Linked DNA regions of Homo sapiens: region 1 is linked to region 2. The links are chromatin contacts, found by Hi-C or POLR2A ChIA-PET in ENCODE. All regions are on one chromosome and are shown on one strand. The core of a region is the stretch at or near the end of the contact, and the rest is flanking DNA. Distances in the headings are between cores, read along the strand shown. Region 1 overlaps LPP (LIM domain containing preferred translocation partner in lipoma). Region 2 overlaps LPP (LIM domain containing preferred translocation partner in lipoma).

Region 1 (5,686 bases), core at 2,867-5,366, 430 kb after region 2:
TATATATATTCCATCATATATATATATTCCATCATATATATATATTCCATCATATATATATATTTCCATCATATATATATTCCATCATATATATATTCCATCATATATATATATTCCATCATATATATATATTCCATCATATATATATATTCCATCATATATATATATTCCATCATATATATATATTCCATCATATATATATATTCCATCATATATATATATTCCATCATATATATATATTCCATCATATATATATATTCCATCATATATATATATTCCATCATATATATATATTCCATCATATATATATATTCCATCATATATATATATTCCATCATATATATATATTCCATCATATATATATTCCATCATCATATATATATTCCATCATATATATATATTCCATCATATATATATATTCCATCATATATATATATTCCATCATATATATATATTCCATCATATATATATATTCCATCATATATATATATTCCATCATATATATATATTCCATCATATATATATATTCCATCATATATATATATTCCATCATATATATATTCCATCATATATATATATTCCATCATATATATATATTCCATCATATATATATATTCCATCATATATATATTCCATCATATATATATATTCCATCATATATATATATTCCATCATATATATATATTCCATCATATATATATATTCCATCATATATATATATTCCATCATATATATATATTCCATCATATATATATATTCCATCATATATATATTCCATCATATATATATATTCCATCATATATATATATTCCATCATATATATATATTCATCATATATATATATTCCATCATATATATATATATATATATTCCATCATATATATATATACACACACACACACACACACACACACATACCCACACATCCCAGTTTCTTTATCCACTTGTTGATTGATGGGCATTTGGGTTGGTTCCATGATTTTGCAATTGCGAATTGTGCTGCTATAAACATGCTTGTGCAAGTATCTTTTTCGTATGACTTCTTTTCCTCTGGGTAGATACCCAGTAGTGGGATTGCTGGATTAAATGGTGGTTCTACTTTTAGTTCATTAAGGAATCTCCACATTGTTTCCATAGGACCAGCCTGCTGATTTTCTCTTTACCTATGTCTCAGTTACCTTTGCTGTTTTGTATTCTCCCTGACTCCTAAGTTGTCCAGTCTCTCTGGGATCATTTTCTTTCTCAATTTTCTCTTTAGTCACCCTCATATCCTCCCAAGCTTTTAGATATCATCAGTATGCTGACATGTCTCAAATAGGTACCATGATGGTTTTGTTACTATTTTTTATCTTAGCCATTCTGATAGGTGTGTAGTAATTATCTCATTATAGTTTGACTTGCTTTTCTCAAAGTGCTAATGATATTAAACATCAGTGCAGGCTGGGCCCGGTGGCTCATGCTTGTAATCCTAGCACTTTGGGAGGCTGAGGCGGGTGGATCACTTGAGGTCAGGAGTTCGAAACCAGTGTGGCCAACATGCTGAAACCCTGTCTCTACTAAAAATACAAAAAAAATTACCCGGGCATGGTGGCGGGTGCCTATAATCCCAACTACTTGGGAGGCTGAGGCAGGAGCATTGTTTGAACCTGGGAGGCAGAGGTTGCAGTGAGCCAAGAGCATGCCACTGCACTCCAGCCTGGGCAACAGCGTGAGACTCCGTCTCAAAAAAAAAAAAAAAAAAAAAAAAAAAAACCAACCATCAGTGCAGAAGAGGATGTGGAGTGGAGAGACTGCATCAATTATATTTTGCTGATGAGAATATAAGATGGAACAACCATTCTAGAGAAAGTTTTGGGAATTTCTTCTTTTAAAACTAATCCTGCAACTACCATGTGACCCAGCAGTTGCACTCCTGGGCATTTATCCCAGGGAAATGAAGACTTGTATATCCCAGGGAAATGAACAAATCAAATATTTGTTCATAGCAGCTATATTTGTAAGATTCCCAACCTGGAAAAAACCCAGATGTCTTTCAACAGGTGAATGGTTAAACGGTGGCACATTCTTACCCTGGAATACGATTTAGCAATAAAAGGAAGGAGTTGTTGATATATGCAACACCTTGGGTGAATCTCAAAAGAATTATACTGAGTGGGAAGGGCCAACCCCCAAAGGCTGCATACTGTATGATTCTATATATAACATTCTTGAAATAACACTATATAAATGGAGAACAGATTAGTGTTTGTCAGGAGTTAGGGATGGGAGACAAGAAGTCAGGGATTAGGAATTGGGGGTTTGGGGTAGCTGTGGTTATAAAAGGACAATAGAAGGGATCATTGTGGTGATGGAACTGCTCTGTATCTTTGCCATGGTGGCAGATACATTAATCTATACAGGCAGTGCAATTACATAAATCAAATACACACACACCTGCATGAACTTACACATATATACAGACAAGTGGAGAAATCTGAATAAGATTGATAGACTGTATCAATCTCATATTCTGGCTGTAATATTGTACCATAGTTTTACAAGGTATTATTGTTGGGGGAAACTGGATAAAGGGTACTTAGATCTCTACGTTATTTCTTTCAACTTCATATGAATCTACAATTATAAGAAAATTTAAAGTTTAATTTATAGAAAAGGCAATTTTAGATTTGAAATAAAATTCCTACATTAACTGAAAAATTAATTAAATATAAATTTAAAATCAAAATTAAAAACCCTTTGACAACTTTAGATCTCTCTCTCTTACACACACACGCACACACACACATACATCTAAGCTTTATTGTCTTTGCTCTACTAACAGTTCAGCTCCCTGTAATTCAGTTTCTATCCCCACCTCTCCACTTACACCACACTTCTGAACATCACCAGTGACCTCTTTGATGTTTAATACACTTAAGACTCTTCAGTCCTTATCATTCTTGAGCTCTTGCAGCATTTAAAGATGTTGACTCTATCTTTGTTTCATTTGACTTCTATAGCACCGTACACTCTGGGTTTTCTTCCTATCGCTGTACACAACTTTCTACCGTTTTTAATAGATTTCCTCTCTTCATTCCTTAAATTCTCCATTTTTCTTGAGTTCTGCCCTAATCTCCCTTCTTGTCTCAATCTGTACTCCTGAGTTATTTCATCTGCTTCCGTGAGTACAAATATCATCTGTGTGCTGAGAACTCTCTGGCCAAAATCTGCAGCTGGATCTCTCTGTAAGCTCCAGATATGTATCTATCATTTTAGCCTGCAGTCTTCATAGATTGGCCCATAGGCCCACAAATGCAACAGTTTCAGACAGAACCCAAGGTGTTCCCTTTTAAACCTGCTCCTCTCTGTGTTCCTTTTCCATGAATGGCATTACCTTGTTGCTCCAACCAAAGGCACAGGAGCTGGCCTGTATCCTTCCTCTTCCTTCAGTATCCCCTCTTATCCACTTATTAACCAATTTCTGACATAATACTTTGGCTTCCTTTATATCTTCTTTCATTTATGAGACAAGTTCCTTCAGTGTTTTCTAGTGACTTTTCATTACTTGGAAGAGACAGTTCATACTCCTCACACTACCATGTAAAGAGCTCATAGCCACATGCACACACATGCACATCCACTTGTGCACACATACCTAAACACACACCCAAAACAGAGAGATTGTCTCATGCCTGTGGCTGGGTAAACACTTGTCCTTGATGGAATGTGTAGCTTTCCCATCTCCATCCCAATCACCTAGCCAAAAACTCTCCTCCTTCAGGCCTCCATTTAGACATCACTTTTCCCTCAAGTATGTGTGATTCTTGTGCCTTATCCTCCCCATCATCCTGTAATAGCATCCTCTGCTTTTCCTCATCATAGCATTTAGAAGACTGTATTTAAATTACCTATTTGACACATACCTCAGTAGCTATACATTTTCCCTAAGGGGAGGGTTGATGTCTTGTTTCTCATTGCATCCTGCAGTAAGCACCGAGTAAGTGTTTCTTGACTCTGGGGCTGTACTGAGTTGAAGAAGGATGACATCACTGACTACAGAACCCTTTGTATAAGCATCAAAGGGGTAGCAGTGGGGTAAATGATCACATCCTGGCTAAATGGTTCCGATTCCTACAACCCTGCAGCACGCCCCCCCGGCTCTAAACCTTTTAGTCATTTCCTGTGAATCTTGCCAGCACTCATTTCATTTTTTGTTTTTTCCATTTTCTTCATCTTTCCCACATAGTATAGACCAGAATGAATCAAGGTCTAACTTATGCTGACTGTCCGTGTTGCATCATCAGTCTTTGGGGCCCCTTCTCAGTTTCTGTGGCTGCTCTTGTGCCTGCTGACTCCATCCCTGTAGACCTTGCTGTTCCTCCCAGTCTGTGGCCACTAACCTCAGTTATTTTTACTGAATGTGTTACCTCATCCATAGTGAGTCTTTTGTTGTTGTTGGGTTTTTTTTTTAGCAACAATGTATTTTTTAATTAAGGTATGTACATTGTTATTTTAGACATAATGCTATTGCACACTTAATAGACTACCATATAGTGTAAACATAACCTTTACTGCACTGGGAAACCAAAAAAATAAGTGTGACACACTTTATTCAATAGTCACTTTATTGCAATGTTCTGGAACCCTTTTTGTTGTTGTTGTTGTTGAACGGTTATTATAACATGTCTGATTTAGAGGAAAGTACACTGAACTGAAAATCAGGAAAGCTGGGCCCAGGGGGCTGGCCTTGAGCAGCTGACTAAGCCTGTACATTTAATTCAAAAAGAGCTACTCAGGTTATTCCCTTAATCGGTCTTATACTTTATGACAGTAAGCACTTACCTCGTTCTGTCACATGGTGTGGCCAGATTATGCATGTACTATGATTCAAAACATTCACGTAAATAAATCTTCCTAACATACAAGAATTATGTGTCTGTGGTGCTTTCCAGCTTTTGATGTGCTTGCAAACCCATTTTCTCATTTAATCCTCACAAAGTTGGAAACCAGCTCACTTACTTATTCATGTTTACAGGAATAATCAACATTGATGCCAATAATTTTGATTATATATTTTAAAAATCTCATGAAATTGGTTTTAAAAGAATCATTTATTAGACAAAAAGAGTGAACCTATCAACAGGCAATTCACAGAAGAGAAAATAAAAATAACAAATGAACCAATGAAATGATGTTCAAATTATTTAAAGAAATACAGTTTAAAATATTATTTTTTCATTCTCAGACCAGCCGGCATTTATAAGTTCAATGCTTGGTATTGGCAAAAGTATGGGAAGCATGTACTCACATGGGCTTGTGATAGGAGTACAAATTAATACAACCTTTTCGAAACAAAATTTAGCACTATCTTTCAAAATTTTAGGTGTGCACTATTTTTGACCCTGCAACTCGATTTCAGACAGTAGGCGTATTTGCATAAAGGCACAGTGGTATTCTGTTTCAGAATACACATTGCAACATTTTTATGATAGAATAAAAGGACTAGTAAAATAAAGTACAGCAACTGCATGCAATAATAACATGGAGGCTATCAGAAAAATAAGACAAATCTATATATGCTAATTAAAGACACCTTAAAAACTATTTTAGGAAAAAACAAGGTACAAAATAGGACATAAAGGATCTGATTTGTGTTTGAAGAAAAATTTCAAACATGAGTGTTTATATGTGAATGTGTGTGTGGTGT
Region 2 (5,270 bases), core at 931-3,430:
TTGTGATTTACAAACCAAGGTAGAGACTATAAGAAGAACAAAAATGATTAAGGGGCATGAGTTAGTGACACTAACAAAAAGCCTTCATGTATCAACATAAAAAAATCAAATTGAAGAAAATATTTTTCATGGACAGAAAACCTACCCTAAAGACAGGAAAGAAGGTGAACGGCTATTTCACTAGATGCTGAAACATCATCTCCAAAGTTCCTCAGGAATCAAACTATGGGATTAGATTCAACTCTTTTAATAGCTGAAATCTAGAAGGGAGAGAGTGGTTACGTCTATAGTTTTATGAATGATGCTGAACTCTTTCTCACAATAAAATGCTCTTCTACTAACAAATTTAAAGACTTGAGCACCCAGAAACAGCAGTTGCATGCCAAGTCAGGAATATTCTTTTTTTAAGTCACATGTCAGCCACTGGGGATGCACCCGGGTTTAGGCTGGAGGTTGGAGAGGGTTCATCCAAAATCCATGCACAAGATATTTATCCAAAATTCTGGAGTGGTTCCTTGTTCATTCTCTGAAGAAATTGGTGAGATAAGGCAAGCATCCTAAACAAATGTTGAGCTCTAAAAATACAGTTTAAATAAAACAGAAAGCATTCTGAGTATAGTTTTGGCCAAAATAGAATAGTATAATAAATCATTTGGCTGGAGGGTATGACATGAGAATAAACAAAAAAACAGCATGTTTGCTATCTTTTCTGTTTATTTTACTTATGCATCAACCCCCTTCTGCCTCCTTTTACTCCTTGCTAGAGTGTGGAAGGATCTTGAATTCAGGGCCTTGTCTGTCTTGTTTTTCAGCTGGCTGGAGTCACACTTGGCTTATTTATGAGCTCAATAAACATTATGAATGGATGAGCAATTTTGAAAGATTGACATATTGAAGGAAAAAAATGACGTGAATCTGAAAAATTCTGACATGGCCACTTCTAAACTCTCTGGGACTTGTACTAAATGCTTATAGATTTAGGTAGCATTCTGAGCATTACCTCACTTATTCCTTTCAACCAGCCTCTGAGGAAGGTACTGTTATTATCACCATTTCACAGAGGAAGAATTGAGATCCAGAGATGTTACATAATTTGCCCAAGGTTACATAATAATAATATAATAGCTAAAGCCAGGATATGAACTCAGGTAGTCTGGCTTCAGCAGCTTCTCTCTTAACTACGAAGCTATATTGTTTCCACATGGTGATTATAATTATAACTGCCTGTTCTACTTTCCTGTACGTTGTGAGGCTGAGTTTAGGTGTGAAAGGATTAGGGAAGAAGTATATCAACTAGTGAAGGCGAGACAACACACAAACAACTATAACTTAAAGTAGATAGAAACTTGCAGAGAAAGTTCAGAGAAGAAAAAAGAACTATTATTTCCACCAGGGTGAAGGGCAGGAGTCAAAGAAGGCTTCCTGTGGGAAGTGACTTAGTTTGGCCTTGAATGAGTAGAATTATAGTAAAGGGAGATGCTTTCCAAGTAAACAGAATAAACAGTGGAAGAGATGCCAGTCTAATGCTGTTGAGTTTAGCAGATTCTTTCCGAAAGAGTGTGCGCTGAGAAGTGGGGAGTGGAGAGGGTTTGTGGTGGAAGGAGGTGGAAGCCCTGAGAAGGGATCTGAGTGGGAAGATGCAAGCGTTCCAAAAGCATATTCGCAATCTCTCTGGAGGTCAATCCTGGGCAAAATGTTGCTTTTGTCATGCTTTAACTCATTATTTTTTGATGCATTGTCCGCAAAGACTAGTCCAAGGAGGTACCACTCCAGAAAGAGTGGCCACACGAGTCTGGAAAATGCTGCACCCTCTGGTGCTCTATTAGGTGCTGACAGTGCGTGTTAACATGCCCAGTCTTCGAGGAAGTCCCGTGAGACAGCAATCACCTTGCTTTCTTTGACTGTAGACCTGGTTTGTTGTTTTACTTTGAGCAAACCCCTGTTAACATCCCTCAGAAGACACACTTCAGGAGCCCTCTTCCAGCCAACCAGCTGGACTAATTTGTGTAAACTTTCCAACAAGTTGTGTGCTTCTGCTGAACACAGGTCATCTCAGAGTAAAACTTGCTCCATTCTCAGGACAGCCAACAGTCCCCTTTTGAAAGAAGTTAGAGCACGTTTGCCTATAGAAATTGTTATGTGTCAGTTAGAAAGCAAGCTGCATCCGAGGTAACAAACTTGAGGAGCTGCAGCCCCTCTGACGAAGTAAAAGTGAGAAGCAGGAAGTGAAGGAGTCTCAGCTCTTGAAATAAAATGTGCATACGGGTGAGAGTTGCCAACCACAAGAACTCTAGCTGGCTGCCCTGAGAACATATTAGGAGAAAACATGGTTAAAGTCGGCACCTGACCTATTAGCTGCAGGGGCAGCTCATTATCTTTTTTATTCTTTCACCCTGCATTGGCCCGAAAGGGGAAGAGAGGCAGTAAGTGGACTGTAAAGAGTGCTTATTCCACGCTGGGCAGGTCATTAGAATTGTCATGTCAAATTCCCTTCCTTAATCCCCTCAACTACCCAGTGGAGTCAGGATTATTAATCTCTTCCTCTATACGTGAGGACAGTGAATCCAGAGTGGCTTGCTGGTGCTGAATAGATCATGTTGTCTTACAACTTGAGCTTTTCCCTTGTTCCTTTCCCTATTTGTCTGCTGAACTCATCTGTCTCCAGGTTGTAAATGAGATTCTCCTCTGAAGAGCCTCTGAGCCCCCTGTAACTCTATTCTTGTATTGCATGACGATACTCTTGTTCTTTAGGTTTATACCTCTTTCTCCCCTTAAGACCTAAAACTCGATCTGGGTTACTCTAGAGCCCACAGGTTTATATTGCACTGCTCTGCCCACATTCCAGCCTTCTCCACTTTAACATATGACTTGATGATAGCTTTTCAGACCCAGTCCCTCACAAGATACCTCTTTTTCAACCCATTATTTTAGACCTTCTTTACTTGACATATTTTGAGTTTTCTGGATTCTAGGCTTCCTTATCGTTAGTGTCACTTTCCCCCCTTCTGTTACATGTCTGTTACCTTCTTGCTATTTGCTTAGGTCCTACCTTAACTTTGAAGGAACGCTTTTCAAACCCGGCCTGCATCGGAATTAGGAATCCCACCCTCAGAAGTTATGGTTTAGTAAACCTGAGAGAGTGTGGGAGAATTTGTATTGCACTCCCAGATGATCCTGAAACTGTCATTCTGTGGGCTTATGTTTATTAGCACTTCTTTAAAGCATAGTTCAAGACCTCTGTTTTCCAGGATATTTAACTATCTTAGTCCAAAGTCTTTCCTTTCTTCCTTGCCTCCTTCTCTCTCTCCTCTTTGTCTTTTCTTCTTCTCTTCCTCCCTTCTTTCTCCCACCCTCCTCTCTCTTTCTTCTCATGAAGTCCATATGATATCCTGTCTGAATTACATAACTTTTTTTTTCTTTTTGTGGAGATGGGGTCTCACTATGCTGCCCAGGCTGGTCTTGAATTCCTAGGCTCAAGCGATCCTCCCATTGAAGCCTTCCAAAGTGCTGGGATTACAGTCATGAGCCACCACATCTGGCCTGAATTAGACAACTTCTTATTTATGTGGATCTCAGAAGCTCCATCATCCACTTCTTAAGCCTGGTAAACACTTTTATTAGATAAGAGAGACAGTTTTGCATAAATGAACAAAAATCTAGATGAAAAGTTCTCGAATCCTGAATCACATCTTGCCATAACCTCTTACTAGCCGTGTGTTCTTGGACATCTTATGGACTGGAGTTTCCTTGTCTCTAAAATAATTATTCCATTTCCTTGTACTGCAGAAGCTCATGAAAAAGGTCAAATGAGATAGCGGGTGTATAAAGTGCTACACAAATGCAATGATGCTAATAGTAAATTATTGTTGATGTTTTCTTTGTTTCTGTACAGTTGACTCATTTGCTTTATCATTAATGATGAGGCATGAAAGAAATGCTGCTTGTTTTTAATGAACTATGGAAGACTAGGTGGAGCTGACGGGATGTTGGGATTTCAGGAAAGCTCTTTTAGGTTTCTGGAAATGATACTCATACCAATAGTTGTGAGCTTAGGTTGAAGAGCAATGTTGTATTTATACTATAATTTTTCTTCAAATAAACTGTGATAAAGATTTTGAATATTACTTTCATATTCTGAACTTCTCATGTACACTTGAAAAGAGTCATGAAATAGTAGTAGCGGTTGCCATTTATAGGGGTCGTAGGGTGTTGTTATGGTTAAATTTATAAATCCTTAAAATTATGATTTCTATCACAAAAATGCCTAAAAGGGTGCATTCTCTAGGTTTTTTCCTTCTTTCATTCCCTTCCTTCCCTCCCCTCCCTCCCTCCTTCCCCTCCCTCCCTTCCTTCCTTCCCTCTCCTTTCCTTTCTTCTCCTTTCCTTTTCCTTTTCCCTCTCCTCTCCTCTCCTCTCCTCTCCTCTCCTCCCCTCTCCTCTCCTCTCCTCTCCTCTCCTTTCATTTTTCCTTTCCTTTCTCTCGCTCTGTTGCTCAGGCTACAGTGCAGTGGCACAATCTCGGCTCACTGCAACCTCCACCTCCCGGGTCCAAGCGATTCTCATGCCTCAGCCTCCCAAGTAGCTGGGATTACAGGCGCCCTGCCACCACACCAGGATAATTTTTGTATTTTTAGTAGAGATGGGGTTTTGCCATGTTGGCCAGGCTGGTCTCGAACTCCTGACCTCAAATGATTTGCCCATTTTGGCTTCCCAAAGTGTTGGGATTACGGGCGTGAGCCACTGTGCCTAGCCCCTCTAGGTTTTCTTAAGAAAACCTATCTATTCCTCAAGTGCTTACTCTGCAAAGCCTAGGTCTGCCACCAAGGAATAAAAATATGGCTAAATGTACTTCCTTTCCTCCCAGAGTTCACTGTTCAATAGGGGACACAAACACATAAATAACTAGCTCTTGCACCAAGCGAAATGTACAGTGCGACAAAGGAGAGGTACAGATAGTAGGCTGTGGGCCCGAAGGAGGGTTTCCGTGGGCGTGAGTATGAAGGAGGGGTTTCCTGAAGGAGGGGGTATTTGAACAACCCTTTTGAAGACTAAAAGGATGTCCGCAAATGAAATTTAGGGTAGAAACATGCCAGAAAAAGGCACAGTGTTTTCAATACGCTAGGCATTTCTTAAACTATTTATAGCTGAGGTTATGGGAAAAGAGATAGTAGAAATATGAGAATATCTTCTCCAAAGATTCTATGCTAATATCCTGATCCATCTGACTATGCTTATTTGACTGCTTTTTGTGTTTGTCTTCTTCTTTACTG

The links. Hi-C counts contacts between places; a loop is a spot of excess contacts on that map. ChIA-PET counts read pairs that join two places held with the same protein, here RNA polymerase II (POLR2A). Pooled maps may share reads with other maps.
Region 1: a loop to region 2 is called in a pooled map, with 6 times the contacts of the local background. The contact joins two enhancer-like sites. A Hi-C loop is called at or near these places in 3 of 50 pooled maps. POLR2A ChIA-PET finds 5 or more read pairs at or near these places in 2 of 52 experiments (activated CD4-positive, alpha-beta T cell and activated T-cell).

Annotation. Positions count from the first base shown.
Region 1 is chr3:188,784,660-188,790,345 of GRCh38, forward strand. The region is part of intron 9 of LPP (LIM domain containing preferred translocation partner in lipoma); the gene reads left to right. Among named protein-coding and RNA genes, the nearest start is that of MIR28, 99 kb to the left of the region's middle. Within about 2 kb of position 4,117, at least 2 of the 41 ENCODE cell types and tissues checked have a DNase peak (open chromatin) inside an H3K27ac peak, as active enhancers do.
Region 2 is chr3:188,357,116-188,362,385 of GRCh38, forward strand. The region is part of intron 3 of LPP (LIM domain containing preferred translocation partner in lipoma); the gene reads left to right. Among named protein-coding and RNA genes, the nearest start is that of FLJ42393, 180 kb to the left of the region's middle. Within about 2 kb of position 2,181, at least 3 of the 41 ENCODE cell types and tissues checked have a DNase peak (open chromatin) inside an H3K27ac peak, as active enhancers do.